2 separate regions of the Homo sapiens genome follow, and region 1 is linked to region 2. The links are chromatin loops, found by intact Hi-C in ENCODE. Cell type or tissue: heart left ventricle. All regions are shown on one strand. Each heading gives the region's core, and the rest is flanking DNA. Links, peaks and the distances in the headings are about the cores only. Region 1 overlaps CECR2 (CECR2 histone acetyl-lysine reader). Region 2 has its middle 8.3 kb from the start of LINC00528.

Region 1 (2,904 bases), core at 280-2,779, 230 kb before region 2:
GCAGAGGCTTTTATTCGTGGACTCACATCACTGCATAGCACAAAGAATGTGATTGCCATTTGCTGCGTGAGAAAAAGCTGGGCTCCCTATTTCTTTTTTGGGTTGGACTCTGCCGTGCAGCCATAGGACACCAAGCCTCACGCACTTTCCCCTTGGGACAGTAGTGTTTGGGTGAATGTTACTGCATCCCGTTTTTTTTCTTTTCTTTTTTTTTTTTTTTTTTTTGAGACGAAATCTTGCTCTTGTCCCCCAGACTGGAGTGCAATGGCACGATCTCGGCTCACTGCAACCTCCACCTCCCAGGTTCAAGGGATTCGTCTGCCTCGGCCTCCCAAGTAGCTGGGACTACAAGCGCGCACCACCACTCCCAGCTAATTTTTGTATTTTTAGTAGAGGCGGGGTTTCACCATGTTGGCCAGGCTGGTCTCAAACTCCTGACCTCAGGTGATCCACCCGCCTTGGCCTCCCAACATGCTGGGATTACAGGCGTGAGCCAACACACCGGACCTTCATTTTTTAAATTAAGCTGGGACACAAGTTTTGCCTCCAGGCTGGATGTTGATCCTGCTCTGTGCTAGACAGATGTGCGGAGGGACTGTTCCGGGCTCGGCTTGACCTTTTCCTACCTAGTTTCTCCCTCTTGTCCTGCACAAGAGGACTAACTGAACTCTAACGTCAGAACGGCTGACGAGCAGTTGATTGTCCTTGCTTGTGTTGTTGACAGGGGTGGGTGGGGTGGGAGCAGGGGTATGGATATTGCATAAGTTATTGAAATGCTGACCCCCGTTCAGGAAACCATGCAGCCCCTTCCCTTCCCTTCCCTTCCCTTCCTTTCCCTTCCCTAGCCAGGGCTCAGGTACCTCACTCTCCTGCCTTGTGCGTAGCTCCTGGGGCCCCGGTCAGTCCCCAGCAGCCTTGGCACACAGTGTCTGGAGCCTCTGCTCCTGCTGCAAAAGCAGAAACCATGTGAACCTTCTGGCCAGTACTGGAAAGGGGAATGCTATTTATTTTTATATTGTGTATATTTTGTCGTGGTCTGCTGATTCCCTGTTTCACTGAGAGCGACACTTACCTCAATAGTTAGTTCAATATTGTGTGTTGGATAATTTTTTAAAAGAACTTTTTAAAAAGCTTTTTGATCCTTGGAGGTCTGTAGATTTATTTCCATATGAACTGGTTATTTTGTATAAAGTACATGCTTAAAATAGCAAGGCTCCTCTGTGTGTGTGGTGTGTCTGTCCATGTGTCATTTCCATATCAGGGCAAACCCAGACTTCCATCAGGACGAAGGCGTGAACTAGGCCACAAGGCCACCAGCTGAAATGCCACCCCTCGTCCATTCTCATGCATCCAGAATCCACGGAGGCGGGGCACGGGTCCTGTGCATGAGACAGAGGAATATGGTTCCAGAGAACTTCAAAACAGTCATGTACTGACTGGCAGTTCTAAACCATGTCAGGGATAAAACGCTCCTCACAGCCGATCCTTGCGAAGCTGGCCCGGCCGTCAGCATCTCACTGGTAAAGGCGTCCGCCTTCAGAAGGTTACTACACCTGAGGTGCACGACTTCTCTCCTTGCAGGCTTTAGGGTGCCTGGGATGGGAAAGGAGTATAACAGTGGGGCAGCGGGGCAGCTCCAGCCTGGAGCCCGCTGTGCACACACATGGCCAGAAGTGGGAGCTCCAGCCTAAGCAAGCGGGCAATCTTATACCTGCCAAGGTCATTTATGTTTTATTTCCAGTTACTGGGAGAACAGTTTGAAAGTAGCTTCATTCAGCCAGGCGCGGTGGTTCACGTCTGTAATCCCAGCACTTTGGGAGGCTGAGGCGGGCGGATCACGAGGTCAGGAGATCGAGACCATCCTGGCTAACACGGTGAAACCCCGTCTCTACTAAAAATACAAAAAATTAGCCGCGCGTGGCGGCACACACCTGTAGCCCCAGCTACTCGGGAGGCTGAGGCGGGAGAATGGCGTGAACCCGGGAGGCGGAGCTTGCAGTGAGCCGAGATCGCACCACTGCATTCCAGCCTGGGTGACAGAGTGAGACTGTGTCCCAAAAAAAGAAAGTAGCTACATTCTTAGAAATCAGCTACAGTCTTAAGACACCAGAACTCCTGTTTTGTCCTTAAATGCAGACTGTCCCAGTTTAATGATCATTCAACTTAGGAGTTTTTGAAAATGAGACACATTCTGCAGAAACTGTACTTGAAGTCCTCGTGCAACAATTCTCTTTCACCTTCTGTACGGTATTCAATAAACTCCATGACATATTCAACACTGTGTGATAAAGGAGGCTCAGCCAGGTGTGCTGGCTCACACCTGTAATCCCAGCACTCTGGGAGGCCAAGGCAAGTAGATCATATGAGCTCAGGAGTTCGAGACCAGCCTGGCCAACATGGCAAAAGCCTGCCTCTACTAAAAACACAAAAATTAGCGGGGCGTGGTGGCGGGTGCCTGTAATCCTGGCTACTTGGGAGGCTGAGGCAGGACAATCGCTGGAAGCTGGGATGCGGAGGTTGCAGTGAGCCAAGATCGCGCCACTGCATTCCAGCCTGAGCGACAGGAAGACTCCGTCTCAAAAATAAAAATAAAAAAGGAGGCTCAACTGTGGGCTAGCATAAGTTTGCTGAGCATGCTTGAGGCAGGCTAAGCTGTGATATTTGGTGGGTTAGGTGGATTCAGTGCATTTCCAGCTGACAATATTTTCAACTCATGATGGGTTTATCCGGAGGTGACCCCACTGGAAGCTGAGGAGCATCTGTAATTGGCTGTGGAAGTAATCCTCATTCCATAAAAATTTCACCACAATTAGTACCCGTTTCCAAACCCATGCTTGGGGCTGTCCCTTTCTAGGCAGTGATCTGTTCACTCTCCTTTTAACCTCCAGTTGTTTGGTGTCTGAT
Region 2 (2,904 bases), core at 146-2,645:
AGCGCAGGGGACGGGCGGGAATGACTGGCCATGGAGGAGCCGAGAGAGTCGGGACCTGCAGGAGCTGCCTGCTGAGGCGGTCTGGCTGGGCAGGTGGTCCCTGTGCTGGGGCCTCCGGGTGGAAGGCATCCCAGCCCCCCGAGGGAACAAGTTTGGTCCGAGATACATTTTTGAAAGGTATTTAATTCTCTAAAAACATTTTTAAAAGAAGTGAGACCCACTGGGGAAAGGGAGCTGCTGGCTGCCAGGTGCCTCTCTCTCCTTTTCTCCCGAGAAAGACCTGGCAGCCACTCTGCCGGGGAGACAACCGGGGGCTAGAGGGGCAGGCCCTGGGCCGGGCGCAGTGGCTCACGCCTGTAATCCCAGCACTCTGGGAGGCTGAGGTGGGCGGATCACCTGAGGTCGGGAGTTCGAGATCAGCCTGACCAACATGGAGAAACCGCATCTCTACTAAAAATACAAAATTAGCCGGGCATGGTGGCGTGTGCCTGTAATCCCAGCTACTCAGGAGGCTGAGGCAGGAGAATCACTTGAACTTGGGAGGCGGAGGTTGTGGTGAGCCGAGATCGCGCCATTGCACTCCAGCCTGGGCAACAAGAGCAAAACTCTGTCTCAAAAAAAAAAAAAAGAAAAAAGAAAAAAGAAAAGAAAGGCAGGCCCTGGACACTCATGGGGGCTGACCACTGAGAGGCTCCTCTCGCCTGCTGGGCCGGGTGCCTGTGGGTTGAGCAGCCCCTCAACGCTGACACTCCAGCACCCATCTGGACAAATCCCTCATCCTTGACGATGGCCTTGTGAAGACCCAGGGACCCGTGGCCTGTCCCTGGAGCTGCTGCTGGGACACCAGCTCTGACCTGCTGCCTGGGTGGAGGGGTGGCTGGGGCAATGGGGCCGGCTGAACCCTCTGGGAACACGGACTCCACGGGGGCCCAGCAAGTTCGTGAAACAGGGAGGCTGGCCTCGAGCTGCAGGGGGCTGCCTCCCGAGTCCTCCTAGGGTTCTCCCATCAGGAGGCATCTGTGCATCTACACGGGGCCCGACTCCGGAACCTCCAGCCTTCCCACGTGCTCCCCCATCCTAAGTTGGTCAGCAGTCCCAAGTCGGTGGGAGGAATGCGAGGCGCCGGCCGGGTGAGTGCTGTGACCAGGCTGACGTCGGGGGAAGAGACAGGAACACATCCCGCCAGGACACCGAGCTGGTGCTCACCTAACTTGTGCTCCCTGCCGCCCTCTTGTGGGTGGGCAGACACCAGCAGCTTCAGTCAGTCTCGTGTCACACAGCTGCGCGAGGTAGCTCCACACGCACCTACGCGTCTGGAGGATGCTATCCCTGGCTACTTTGGGGACCACTCAATACTGGCAGCCTCACCACGGTTCAGGTGTTGACTGTCCAGGGAGGCCCTCAGCCCCATCCACCTAGTCCTGAGCCACCCCACCCTGGCCCCACCCTGGGCCCCACGGCTGGAAACAGCCTGCTCCAGTACTGGATGTGCACTCTGTGGCTCGGACGCCGCGGGGGCATGAAAAGGGGCTGTGTGTGCAGCACAGGGACTGTCTTCCTCCTCCGTCCTGGCAGTAGGTGGCTTCTCTGGCAGTGTGGCTGTGGCACATGTGGCCTACCCACAGCAACTGGACTCCTCTGCCTTCCCCGGCAAAGCCCCCGCTGCAGGAAGACCTTGGGGCAGGGGGCACACGAAGAGGCTGCTGAAAAAGCTCCTGGTGAAGCTGAGCAGCCACAGGCTGTTGGGAGGGCCACGGGCCTGGTCTCATAGGCTCCTGTGCTGTGTGCGGCAGGAGGCTCCGGCCCCCGGCCAGTGTTTGGGTGGTATGGCCTCACCCTCCTCACTGGGCATCACTGGGGAGGTCATCCGAGCAGGGGACACGAAGAGGGGAGGGTCTAGCACGTGGGCCAGTGTGGCCAGCTTATAAAATGGAATAAAATGGCATGTCTTGTCCCTTCATTTTTGGCTGATTCTTAAGATGGGACTATGTGAGGATTCAGGGTTCAGGAGGGACTTTGGAGCTGTTAAAGATGTGGTGGTTCATGAAAGAAGAGCTTCTTGTTTTTTGTTTTAAAATAGTTTTTAAAATTTAAAAATGATAGAGCCTATACTTTTTTTTTTTTTTTTTTGACAGAGTCTCACTGTCACCCAGGGTGCAGTGGCACAATCTTGGCTCACTGCAACCTCCACCTCCCAGGTTCAAGCAATTCTCTTGCCTCAGGCTCTCCAGTGTGCCACCACACCCAGCTAATTTTTGTATTTTTAGTAGAGACGTGGTTTCGCCATATTGGCCAGGCTGGTCTTGAACTCCTGACCTCAGGTGACCCTCATGCCTCGGTCTCCAGAAGTGCTGGGATTACAGGCGTGCGCCACGGCGTGTGGCCTTTTTGTGTGCTTCTGACAGTGGCTCTGGCCTGGCCCAGCAGCCTTCCTTTCTGGTGTCCTCCCTAAAGCAATACTTATCATTTCCTGCCACCTGAGGTGGCTGTGAACTGCAGCCCAAGGCTGCCTGGTGCAGCTCTGACAAGCAAGCCCTTCTGAGGAACAAGAGCCTGGGGGTCAGGTGACTACCAAGCCCCATTTCCTTTCCCAACAGGCAAGTGACCCAGCTCTCCTTGTACGGGATGTCCTCTAGGGCCACAGGATATGCACTTTGAGCTGCTCATCCATTTTTGTCCTCTGTTCTACCTGACACGCCCACATTTGTCCCAGCCAGGCCTTTCTTTGTTCTGGAATAGCTGGGAACGCAGCTGGAAGGACTGGGAGCCAGCTTCCACTGAGTGGCTTCTAGCTGCCTGTAGGCGGTGTGGCTCACGTGCACAGAGCTGCTGCGGTCTTTCCCTCCCTGCATGGCGCCCCTGGATGGTCACAGGGTCAGCCGTGCTCCCAACAATGCAACACAC

The links. A loop is a pair of places that touch in the nucleus more often than their neighbours do. Peaks named below come from ENCODE experiments on the same cell type or tissue, not always from the same donor. Only the 100,000 strongest peaks of a DNase experiment are listed, where the experiment ranks them.
Region 1: it touches region 2 in a loop (5-fold over the local background); 25 of 110 quality-filtered maps call a loop at or near these places.

Annotation. Positions count from the first base shown.
Region 1 is chr22:17,556,941-17,559,844 of GRCh38, forward strand. CECR2 (CECR2 histone acetyl-lysine reader) reads left to right here. Exons shown (of 19, transcript NM_001290047.2): 19 at 1-1,211. Among named protein-coding and RNA genes, the nearest start is that of SLC25A18, 5.1 kb to the right of the region's middle. In heart left ventricle, for the core only: a CTCF peak has its summit at 1,656; a DNase peak (open chromatin) is centred at 1,671.
Region 2 is chr22:17,784,173-17,787,076 of GRCh38, forward strand. No RefSeq gene overlaps it. Among named protein-coding and RNA genes, the nearest start is that of LINC00528, 8.3 kb to the left of the region's middle. RefSeq lists enhancers at 739-2,904, 1,081-1,190, 2,441-2,490. In heart left ventricle, for the core only: a CTCF peak has its summit at 1,239 (motif pointing left); DNase peaks (open chromatin) are centred at 820 and 1,229; H3K27ac peaks cover 1,203 bases.